Linked DNA regions of Homo sapiens: all the other regions are linked to region 1. Evidence: chromatin contacts called from ENCODE Hi-C or POLR2A ChIA-PET data. All regions are on one chromosome and are shown on one strand. The core of a region is the stretch at or near the end of the contact, and the rest is flanking DNA. Distances in the headings are between cores, read along the strand shown.

Region 1 (3,583 bases), core at 358-2,857:
CTAGGTTTTCCCAGTGTGGCTACTGCAGGGCAATTACCTCACAAGCTCAAGTCATATGGTAAAAAGCTCTATGAACCAGCTACATCCAATTACCCCTACATCATTACTGTGAAAATGAAACAATTCAAGAAATTCTTTGTTACCATTTATTTTTTCTTTTTTTGAGAGTCTTAACTGTCGCCCAGGCTGAAGTGCAGTGGTGAAGTCTTGGCTCACTGCAACCTCTGCCTCCCGGGTTCAAGAGATTCTGTCTCAGCCTCCTGAGGAGCTGAGATTATAGGCGTGCGCCACCACGCTCGGCTAGGTTTTTTTTTTTTTTTTGTATTTTTAGTAGAGACAGGGTTTCACCATGTTGGCCAGACTGGTCTTGAACTCCTGACCTCAAGTGATCCGCCCGCCTCGGCCTCCCAAAGTGCTGGGATTACAGGCATGAGCCACCGCGCCCGGCCCTATTATTACACTTTTCCTTTATCATTTTAAAAATCTTCATTTTTTTTAAAAGAGACAGGATCTCGCTAAGTTGTCCAGGTTAGTCTTGAACCCCTGGGCTCAAGCGATCCTCCCAAAGTCCTGGGATTGCAGGCCTGAGCCACATACTGTATGCACATTTTTTTTCTTTTCTTTGAGATGGAGTCTCGCTCTGTCGCCAGGCTGGACTGCAGTGGCGCGATATCGGCTCACTGCAACCTCTGCGTCCAGGGTTCAAGCGATTCTCCTGCCTCAGCCTCAGGAATAGCTTGGACTTCAGGTACGCGCCACCACACCGGGCTAATTTTTTATATTTTAGTAGAGACGGGGTTTCACCATGTTGGCCAGGATGGTCTCGATCTCTTGACTCGTCATCCGCCCCCCTCGGCCTCCCAAAGTGCTGGGATTACAGGCGCGAGCCACAGCGCCCGGCCCACGTTTTCTTTATATGCATTTTGCTAAGAAAAGGCATTCATGAGTTTCTTCCGGGGTTGAGAACTGAAACAGGTTAAGAACCACAATCCTTTATTCCTGTACACACATTCTTTCTGGTTCGAGGTTGGGCCTTTACAGGGTACTTTTGGAGGGTGAAACATTTCCATCCTGTCAAGTACCTGGTAGCTATGGATGGGGGGTCTAAGAGGAGGAATCCCTTAGCTCACCCCTAAGCAAGTCAGATTTATCACAGCACAGGTCTCAAGCCCCATATAAGCAGGCTTAGGGGACTCCTTGGAGAGGAAGCTGCTTGTAGGGACAAGGGCCGTCAGGAGAGCTTGAGCTTATCAAGCCACTAACCAGCTGTGTGACCTTGGACAAGTTCCAGACCCTCTCTGGGCTCCTGAACCCATTCCTTACCAAGCCATTAACCAGCTGTGTGACCTTGGACAAGTTCCATACCCTCTCTGGGCTTCAGTTTCCACATCTACACATTGGCAGTGGAGCCACATGGCCTTACGGATCCCTCCCAGCCGAAAGCAGGGTACCAAGCCGACCTAGCCATTAAAGCAGCTTCCTGTGGGCGCGGCGCAGGACTTCAACAGTCCCCCCTCCCCCGCTCAGGCCCGCGAAAACCTCGCGCAACACGCCCCTCGGAGCGACGGCGCTTACCCAACCGCAGCCCCAGCGCTCGAACCCAGCTCCGCCTCTTCCCGGGGGCGTCCCATCGTGCCCCGCGCCGGGCTCCTAGGGTTGCCGGGCACCTCCCGCCTTCCCGCGCCCCGACCCCGAACTCCTCTCCTTAGTTCTCCCGGGCACCCTATCCTATCAACGCCTACTATCCCAGCCAATCGCGCAGGATCCGAGTCGTGCCTCCGGTCCACCCTCCTCCCAGCGCTCAGCCGGTCTGAGCTCAAGGCCTTTACCAAGCCCACCCAATCAACGGCGGGCTCTCTCCTACCCCATCCCAATCTCCCTCCCCTCGGCCAATCCGCGCGCTCCATTCCGCTGCCCGCCCAGCCAACCCGGGCCTTGAAACCAGCAGGCGAATGGGCGCGAGACGGCCCTTCGACGCTGAGCGCCTGGCCAGTTAGGGATTCCGCGTGGCCAGGACAACGGCCAATCGTCGTGGAGCGCGGCGCCTCCGCGGAGAGGTCCGGTCCGAATATCCCTCCGCCTTCCTCCCTCCCTCGCTCCCTCCCTGCGCGCCGCCTCTCACTCACAGCCTCCCTTCCTTCTTTCTCCCTCCGCCTCCCGAGCACCAGCGCGCTCTGAGCTGCCCCCAGGGTCCCTCCCCCGCCGCCAGCAGCCCATTTGGAGGGAGGAAGTAAGGGAAGAGGAGAGGAAGGGGAGCCGGACCGACTACCCAGACAGAGCCGGTGAATGGGTTTGTGGTGACCCCCGCCCCCCACCCCACCCTCCCTTCCCACCCGACCCCCAACCCCCATCCCCAGTTCGAGCCGCCGCCCGAAAGGCCGGGCCGTCGTCTTAGGAGGAGTCGCCGCCGCCGCCACCTCCGCCATGGAGCTGATCACCATTCTCGAGAAGACCGTGTCTCCCGGTAGGACGCAGGAGCCGGGGGTAGGGCTGAGGTGATTGGGGTGGGGGAGGGGAGGCCCGGCCCCTCTGACCCCGCTCCGTCTCCCACTTTCCTCCCCCTAGATCGGCTGGAGCTGGAAGCGGCGCAGAAGTTCCTGGAGCGTGCGGCCGTGGAGAACCTGGTGCGTGCTACCCCGCCGCGCCCATCCCGCCGCGTCCCCATCCCCTGCGTGCGGGGCCTTCCCGCCCTCCCGGAGGCCCAGGCCTCGGGAACCTACCCCGCCCCATCCCGTCCCCCTCCCCCCTCCCCCTCCCCCCCCAACCCGGTCCAACCTAACCCCGCCATCGGGAAGCCGGTGGGTGTGTCCCGCCCCGGGCCTCGCGACTGGCCAATGGCTTGGCGCGCCGAGCTGCCTGCCGCCCAATCGTTGCGCGGCCTGAGGGCGGCGGTGCAGCGGGAGGGAGAAAGAGGGAGGGAAGGGAAGTTAGGTTGCGCGGCGCTGCGTGTTCAGCAGGGGTGGGGGCGGGGGAGTCGGGCCTAGGGGCCATGTGGAAGCTCCGGGCCCGGCCGCCCGCCCTGTCTGACCCCGGCCGGCTTCTCCTTCCTATCCCGTGGCCCCTGTGGCTCTCCCCACCTATTTCCTAGAGCTCTGCCCTTTCCTAGCTACCTTGGTCTGTACTCATGGCCAGGCCTGGCACCCGACTGCCTCTTAACCCATTTCCACTGATATTTTTCCCTCTTTGCTCGGTTATTCCTCTCTTGGGGTTTTTTCTTTTTCTTTCTTTCTTTTTTTTTTTTCTTCTGACCTGGATGAATAGAGACCTAATCACTAGGGATCTGCACCCAGAAAACAGACTGAGGCTCATCTTTGAGATGGGGCCTGTTTGCTGATGAAATCACAGGGGAAAGTTCCTCGTTTTTCATATTTTAAAATTTAAGGGGTCCGGAGAAAATGAAGCTAAGTCCGCTAGAGACTGGTCCTTTGTATAAAAATGTGGGATGGATTGGTTGAAACAGCCTAGATGCCAGTTAAGTTTCTCTTTGGTGTCCATCTCCTGTTGGGGGATGGGGTCAGAGGGAAGGATTGGATGATGCTTGACATCTTTGAGAAAGGTAATAGGAATTAAGTCTGAGTAACAC
Region 2 (3,683 bases), core at 548-3,047, 2.5 Mb before region 1:
TATAGGGGCTGAATAAGGTTGAAGTTGTTGGGAATAAAAAGAACGAAATCCAGAGTATTCCCCGATTTTAAGAAAAAATGGGTTTTGTGTTTGTGACAGAAAGAAAAATGGCACGGGGGGGGTCACAAAGACCAGCGCTCTAGCCAGAACTGCCCCATGGTTGTCATGTGACCTTGGACAAGTCACTTATTTTCCAGTGTCTTAGAGATGCCTTATCTGTAAAATGGAGACACTCATTCCTATCGTGTCTAACTTGCCAGGCTGTGGTGAGGTCACATGGCTCTGTGCGTAAAAGGTACACAGTGCAAACGTGCTGGAATGTCAGGGATGCTATTAAGGAAGCAATAAGAAGAAAGGGTCACTGGGTGTGTGGCGAAGGAGAAGTGGAAAGGGCGCCAAGATTTTAGGCCTCAGTGACTGGTATGGAGGGTTCTCTGGGTCCTCTCAGTCCCTGTTTATGGAGGGCTGGGGGCTTGGGTCTAGAGAATTTCTCTCTGAGAAACTACGCCCCCGGGGGAATCGGCCCCCCCAGCCCTGCGCCAGAATCCCCTGCAGCAAGTTTCGGAGCAAGGCCTCCTCCATGCTTCCCTCCCAGTCTTGCCCAGCGCCCACTGATGAGGAAGGGCCTCTGCGGGTGAGACCTGCTTCCCTCTCGGATAGCCAGGGCTGATGATTTCAACTCATTAATCATTCCGAACTCTTCCCAACAAACAGCCTCATGGCTGTCCCGGACCTCCTCTGTCCCGGCTCAGGAAATGATCTCGGTCGGAAGTGAAAAGACCAAATCGGCCCCAGGAGGCCATTTTCTTCGACAGAAGCTGAGGCGTGGGGGCGTGGCCTTCCCCCGCTTCCCCCTCCACTCCCCCGCCCGCCCCCGGCCCCGGCTTTCCGATCTCGGCCCAGGGAAGAGCCTTGGTCGCGAATCACCAGTTTGCATTTGCCCCTGGGGCGGGGGCGGCTTTCTGAGACCAGGCTGGGGCTGGGACTCCGCCACCTTCAGCTAAGGGTACCGAGGTCAGTCCGGGAGTCGCGTCACCGGGACTCGAACCCGCCTCTTCGTCTTCCGAGGCCTAGTGCGAGCCTGCGGCGCTAAACGCAGTCACACTGTCCCTTTAAGGCGGCACTTTTTATTCTTCATTTGTTTACTTCTTCATGCGCTCTTCGGTCTTTACAAAATGTGCTCGCGATATCCTTCCGCAAGTGTCAGTCTCAGGCACTCACCACCCGCCTTGAAGCCATTTCTATAATCTTAAGACTCGCGAGTTAGCAGCCGTGGGCCGACGTCTCTCTTTATAGGATTTAATTCTTTTACATTTTAGGGACTACTTTTTAGGAATAAACCATTCTTGCGTTAGTTAATAAAGGTTCATAACCTTCGGAACCCCTCCGCTGAGAACAAAATACGATAATAGCCTTTATAACGCACCTTTTCATAAAAATATTCTGTGAGGACTCTCATAGGCCATCGAATCTTCTCGTATTCCTGAAACAGAATGGTACGGTCCAGAACCCGCCCCATCTTCTCTGCGATTGGCCGTCCTTCCTCAGCGAGTCGTGTGATTTTTCACCAATGGCCGCTCGCGTTTCTTTAGCGAGGTCTAAGCGATGGAAGGTGGCGGCCAGGGAGACGCCCCCTACGCGTCCTGGGATTGGCTACGTCGCACGGCGCGCGAGGGCGGCGGGCCCGAAAGATAAGAACTACGACTCCCGGCGCCCCGCAAAGGGAACTCCGTTACGCATGCGCACGGGCGGGGCGAAAAAGCTTCTATATAAAAGGGGCGCAGAGGACTGGGAGACAGCAGTTGGAAGTTGGCAGGTGGAGAGGCAGGTTGGGAGGGAAAGTCGGGGGAGGACGCGGAAGAGGAGCTGTGGGAAGGGGGAGGAGGGAGGGAGGAAAAGAGGAGGAGGCGGAGGAGAACTGAGCAGAGCAGAGCATCGAGCCAAAGGGGAGATGAGTTTGTCTGTCCTCTGCTGAGGCTACGGCCGGGCCTAGGGAACTGGGAGCTTGGGTGGAAGCGACACCCGTGGAAGTGGGAGGAGGTGGCGCCGGGACTTTAACCCCTTGTGGGCTCTGCGGCAGGGGATTTAACCCTTTGTGGATCTGGCCCCTCGGAGGCAGCGTCATCGGTAGTTTTAACCCCTTCGGGGCTGGGTTTCACGCACTGGACTTACCCTCATCACCTTGCTCACCAACTCCTTTATTGGGGTGCTCCGCTTGGAGGTTTGAGGCCCACCTCCGCCCATTACGTACTGTTCCTGCCGCTGCACCCCCTTGGACCCGCTAGCTGGCCGCACTGTGGGCGCTTAACCCTTTACTGACTTGAGCTCCCCAGATTGCAGTTGGAGTTTGCTGATAGAAGGACTAGCTAAAGGCGTCACTGCAGGAATTACAAACTGAAGAGGACTCTGTTGGACTGTTTTTTTTTTCTTTTTCTTTTTTTTAAGAAAAACCCATTTTTTTCCTTAAGGACTTACTAGCCAAAATTTCTTAAACTTCGAGGACTCTACTAGCCATGGCCGAGCCATTCTTGTCAGAATATCAACACCAGCCTCAAACTAGCAACTGTACAGGTGCTGCTGCTGTCCAGGAAGAGCTGAACCCTGAGCGCCCCCCAGGCGCGGAGGAGCGGGTGCCCGAGGAGGACAGTAGGTGGCAATCGAGAGCGTTCCCCCAGTTGGGTGGCCGTCCGGGGCCGGAGGGGGAAGGGAGCCTGGAATCCCAACCACCTCCCTTGCAGACCCAGGCCTGTCCAGAATCTAGCTGCCTGAGAGAGGGCGAGAAGGGCCAGAATGGGGACGACTCGTCCGCTGGCGGCGACTTCCCGCCGCCGGCAGAAGTGGAACCGACGCCCGAGGCCGAGCTGCTCGCCCAGCCTTGTCATGACTCCGAGGCCAGTAAGTTGGGGGCTCCTGCCGCAGGGGGCGAAGAGGAGTGGGGACAGCAGCAGAGACAGCTGGGGAAGAAAAAACATAGGAGACGCCCGTCCAAGAAGAAGCGGCATTGGAAACCGTACTACAAGCTGACCTGGGAAGAGAAGAAAAAGTTCGACGAGAAACAGAGCCTTCGAGCTTCAAGGATCCGAGCCGAGATGTTCGCCAAGGGCCAGCCGGTCGCGCCCTATAACACCACGCAGTTCCTCATGGATGATCACGACCAGGAGGAGCCGGATCTCAAAACCGGCCTGTACTCCAAGCGGGCCGCCGCCAAATCCGACGACACCAGCGATGACGACTTCATGGAAGAAGGGGGTGAGGAGGATGGGGGCAGCGATGGGATGGGAGGGGACGGCAGCGAGTTTCTGCAGCGGGACTTCTCGGAGACGTACGAGCGGTACCACACGGAGAGCCTGCAGAACATGAGCAAGCAGGAGCTCATCAAGGAGTACCTGGAACTGGAGAAGTGCCTCTCGCGCATGGAGGACGAGAACAACCGGCTGCGGCTGGAGAGCAAGCGGCTGGGTGGCGACGACGCGCGTGTGCGGGAGCTGGAGCTGGAGCTGGACCGGCTGCGCGCCGAGAACCTCCAGCTGCTGACCGAGAACGAACTGCACCGGCAGCAGGAGCGAGCGCCGCTTTCCAAGTTTGGAGACTAGACTGAAACTTTTTTGGGGGAGGGGGCAAAGGGGACTTTTTACAGTGATGGAATGTAACATTATATACATGTGTATATAAGACAGTGGACC
Region 3 (3,374 bases), core at 371-2,870, 2.7 Mb after region 1:
AGAGGATCTGATTTAATGAGCACACAAGATCAATATTTAATTAACATATCAATTGCCGGGATGTCAACTGATGTTTTCCAAAATCATTGAAGTGTAGGCTCTCTTAAGTAGCCAAACTGTCGTCGGAAACATAGTTTACAATTCTCCCATTTAACAAACGCGGAGGAACAGAATGATTACAAATGCTAAAGCGCAGAAGACGATTAAAGGAGGTTATTTATGTACCATCAAATGCTTGTGTATCCTGTACACATCAGTTTAGAATTCTCTCATCAACCCAACCTTGTGGCAACTTCCAAACCCCTCCATCATGGCCTTCTAACTTTTCAAACTTTTTTTTTTGTAAGCCACTTCTCTTTCCAGACCTCTCTGTAGTGGTTCCTAACGTCTTCCCTTTAAACCTTCTAACTTGTGTTTGCTATTTTTATGACTTCCTCCTCCCAGTGCCTGGCTTCCCCAGCTGGGGATTCACCTTGCTTTGGTGGCCACTGTTTTGCTCTTCTCGCCTTCCCTCTCTCCATGGGCCTGCCAGGCTTAGGGAAGGCCGCAGGTGCTTAGACCTTGTCCAATGCGGTGCTCATTGAACACGCCGGGTTCTCAAACAAATGTTAGGGACAGCTGGTTAGACGGGAATCTGGGCCTCCCCTGCTTGCTTTCCGCAACATTTCTTGAGCATTGCTGGGTGTCCAAGGCAGGGCGAGATCCCAGAGCAGTCACGACCGGATGTATGATTGGTGCTCACTGCACAGTGCTGGGGACGCACAGGGAGGATGCCACTGATGGTGTAGGGGGTGGGGACTTGGCAGAGGGAGCAGCATGTGTCGAGGTCTACTGGTTCTCCAAGTTTGGTCCCAGAGCAAAGGCATCAGCATCACCTGGGAACCTGCTGAAAATTCTAATGCTTAGGCCTCACTACCGACCTACCAAAGCAGACACTCTGGGGGAGGGAGGAGGGGCACTAAAAATCTGTTTTATCAAGACCTCCAAGAGACTCCAACACACGCTAGAGTAGTTTGAGAACCACGACTCTGGGAGCGGCCTGAGGATGCTTAGGATGAGCGCAGAGCGGAAAGGAGGATTCGTGAAGGCTCTCTGATGCCAGTCAAGGGGTTAGACTTTGCCCCGCAGGTGCGGCCTCCAGGTTTTTAAGCAGACGCCTGTGGCTCTCACACGCCCTCTCCCAAGGCGGCGTCTCTGGGAGCCCTGGCGTTCCCTGGGCCCCCGGGACCGAGAGCTTACCCGCGTGGGACTGAACTCGCCCACGACCCCCGACACCAGGCAAGAGAGGTTGTGCCGCAGACCCTCCACTCCCCAGCACCAGGCGCTCGCCGTCCAGGTGGAGGGGAGCACACGTGGGAGCCAGGGGCACCGGCGGAGACACGAGCGCAGAAGGCACGCGCTCAAGCCCACGCCCGCGACTGCCGGGACTGAAGGTGTTGCGAGCCCCGGCTCCACCCCTAGCCTGCGGTGCGCCGTGCTTTGGCCCCGCAGGCCCCGCCCCCGGCCCCGCCCCGGCGCGCGCCCGGCCCGCCTCCCTAGGCGTGGAGGAGGGGGGGCGGCTCAGCCCCGCGCCCGTGCGCGCGCTCGCGGCCGGGTTGCAGGGCTGGGCGCGCGCCCCGCGTCCCGGGCAGGAAGATGGTGGCGAGCGCGCGAGTGCAGAAGCTGGTGCGGCGCTACAAGCTGGCGATTGCCACGGCGCTGGCCATCCTGCTGCTGCAGGGCCTGGTAGTGTGGAGCTTCAGCGGCCTGGAGGAGGACGAGGCGGGCGAGGTGCTCCGACGGCCGGGCGGGCGGGCAGGCCGGGCGCGGGGGCGCGCGGGGTCCTGGCGGGGCTGCGGGCGGCCCCAGCCGGGGAAGTGGGGCACGGGCCGCGTGCGTGCGTGCGGGGCGCCGGCGGTCGCCCAGAGCGGAGCATCCGGCCCCCGGCACTCCCTTCCCCAGCAGGCCTAGGGAGCTGCGCGCGGGGGCAGTGCGTGACCTGGAGACCCGGGCCCTGGTGGATTGGGAGTCGGGCGGGGGGAGCAGGTCATGCTAGGGTGGTCTCCGGCCAAGGGAGCGATGAAGGTCAGGCGCGGCGAGCGGGGCTGGGAGGCGGGGCTGGGCCCGAACCTGCTCGGAGGTGGGGAGCCCCAGGCCAAACTTTCTGAAGTTGGGAGGGGGCGGGGATATGCGCGCCGTGGGCGGAGGAGTAGGGCCAAGGGACTCAGGGCGTCCTTCCCCAGCTGAGCCCGAGGGGCAGCGGCCGGTGAGGAAGGGGAGCTCGGGGGTGGAATTCAGGCCTGGGACAAAGTGTGTACCCGGGAACTGAAGGAACAGGGAGTGACGCCGAAGGAGAGAACTGGAGTATTCCCGAGGTGTGGCTTCCTCAGCCGGGGGTTTGAAGAACCTGGATGGGTCTCCGGAGGGCAGGGAGAGGAGGAACTGAGCTGGTGAGTTGGCCTCAGGACCTTAGGGAATTAGGGAGGGGCCCTCTGGCTTTAAGGGAATGGGGACTGTAACAGAGCCCCAGCCGCAGAGCAGGGGCAACCAACAGCCGTCTCAGCCCCCAAGTCCCTGCCTCGAGGGTCTTTCTCCCTCTTCCCCGATGTGGTTTCAGCGGGAGGCTCAGACACCTCAGCGGTGTGGTGAGGAAGGGTCCATTGGGTCTGGGTTCGTGCTGCGGAGATGGAGAGGACAGGCCACACCACAGCCCTAAGCTGTGGCCCAGAGGTCAGGACCTCCCTGCCCCCAGCGCCCCTGTTCTGCTGCCTCCAGGGCTCCGGGTCAGAGACTCTATCTGCTGCTGTCCTCCGGCAAGCCCCGATACCCGCGACCCCTTACCGCATCTCGCCAGTCTGGAAGGCCTGGTGTGGAGACAGAAGAGCTGCCCTTGCCTTTTTTTGGGAGAACCCAGAGGGTGGGATGGTGATGGGGGCTGGAACAGAGTCACATGAGACCATAACTCCAAAAGGAGGTGGGGGCGGGGGTGGGGCTGGCTCCGTGACATCCGTGGGGTGTAGACCTACAAGTAGGACAAGCAAGTAGGAGAGTGTTTCAGGCCCAGTGTAAGAAGACTGTTTGGGCAGATGGGACATTCCAAGATGGAATGGGCTGCCAAAGCAGTTAGGGAGCCCTCTGACCCTGGAATATGTGACCACTCTGGGCTACCGCCCCCATCCCCCACCACCTCCTCCTCCAGCTTCCTGGCTGAATGAATAGGGGAATCCTGGGCTGGAATGTTTGAAAAAGCTTGTGCGGTCCAGGCACCCATTGCTGCTTGGACCCCCTCAGCTGCTCCCTCACCTGACTCTGGGGTTGCCAGGCAGCATAACGGGGTGCATGGGAAGGTGAGTGCTGAAGCTGGACCACCCACTTCACCACTCTCTTCCAGCTCT

The links. Hi-C counts contacts between places; a loop is a spot of excess contacts on that map. ChIA-PET counts read pairs that join two places held with the same protein, here RNA polymerase II (POLR2A). Pooled maps may share reads with other maps.
Region 2: a loop to region 1 is called in a pooled map, with 17 times the contacts of the local background. The contact joins the promoter of HEXIM1 here to the promoter of KPNB1-DT in region 1. A Hi-C loop is called at or near these places in 8 of 50 pooled maps. POLR2A ChIA-PET finds 5 or more read pairs at or near these places in 3 of 52 experiments (B cell, WTC11 and naive thymus-derived CD8-positive, alpha-beta T cell).
Region 3: a loop to region 1 is called in a map of CD8-positive, alpha-beta T cell, with 13 times the contacts of the local background. The contact joins the promoter of XYLT2 here to the promoter of KPNB1-DT in region 1. A Hi-C loop is called at or near these places in 1 of 168 maps with a recorded cell type or tissue (CD8-positive, alpha-beta T cell) and 2 of 50 pooled maps. POLR2A ChIA-PET finds 5 or more read pairs at or near these places in 1 of 52 experiments (naive thymus-derived CD8-positive, alpha-beta T cell).

The regions. Positions count from the first base shown.
Region 1 is chr17:47,647,821-47,651,403 of GRCh38, forward strand. KPNB1-DT (KPNB1 divergent transcript) reads right to left here and starts at 1,608. Exons shown (of 4, transcript NR_171700.1): 1 at 1,576-1,608. It overlaps KPNB1 (karyopherin subunit beta 1), which reads left to right and starts at 2,099. Exons shown (of 22, transcript NM_002265.6): 1 at 2,099-2,464; 2 at 2,566-2,624. The coding sequence starts at 2,425. RefSeq lists an enhancer at 254-1,099 and silencers at 1,500-1,769, 1,780-1,829, 1,840-2,019, 2,450-2,519, 2,630-2,769 and 1 more.
Region 2 is chr17:45,146,678-45,150,360 of GRCh38, forward strand. HEXIM1 (HEXIM P-TEFb complex subunit 1) reads left to right here and starts at 1,798. Exons shown (of 1, transcript NM_006460.3): 1 at 1,798-3,683. The coding sequence starts at 2,514. The coding sequence ends at 3,593. It overlaps HEXIM2-AS1 (HEXIM2 antisense RNA 1), which reads right to left. Exons shown (of 3, transcript NR_186789.1): 3 at 2,985-3,683. RefSeq lists enhancers at 901-1,783, 2,187-2,236, 2,287-2,336, 2,387-2,496, 2,901-3,456 and 1 more.
Region 3 is chr17:50,344,506-50,347,879 of GRCh38, forward strand. XYLT2 (xylosyltransferase 2) reads left to right here and starts at 1,621. Exons shown (of 11, transcript NM_022167.4): 1 at 1,621-1,770. The coding sequence starts at 1,636. RefSeq lists silencers at 1,408-1,607, 1,668-1,767, 1,838-1,927, 2,743-3,037.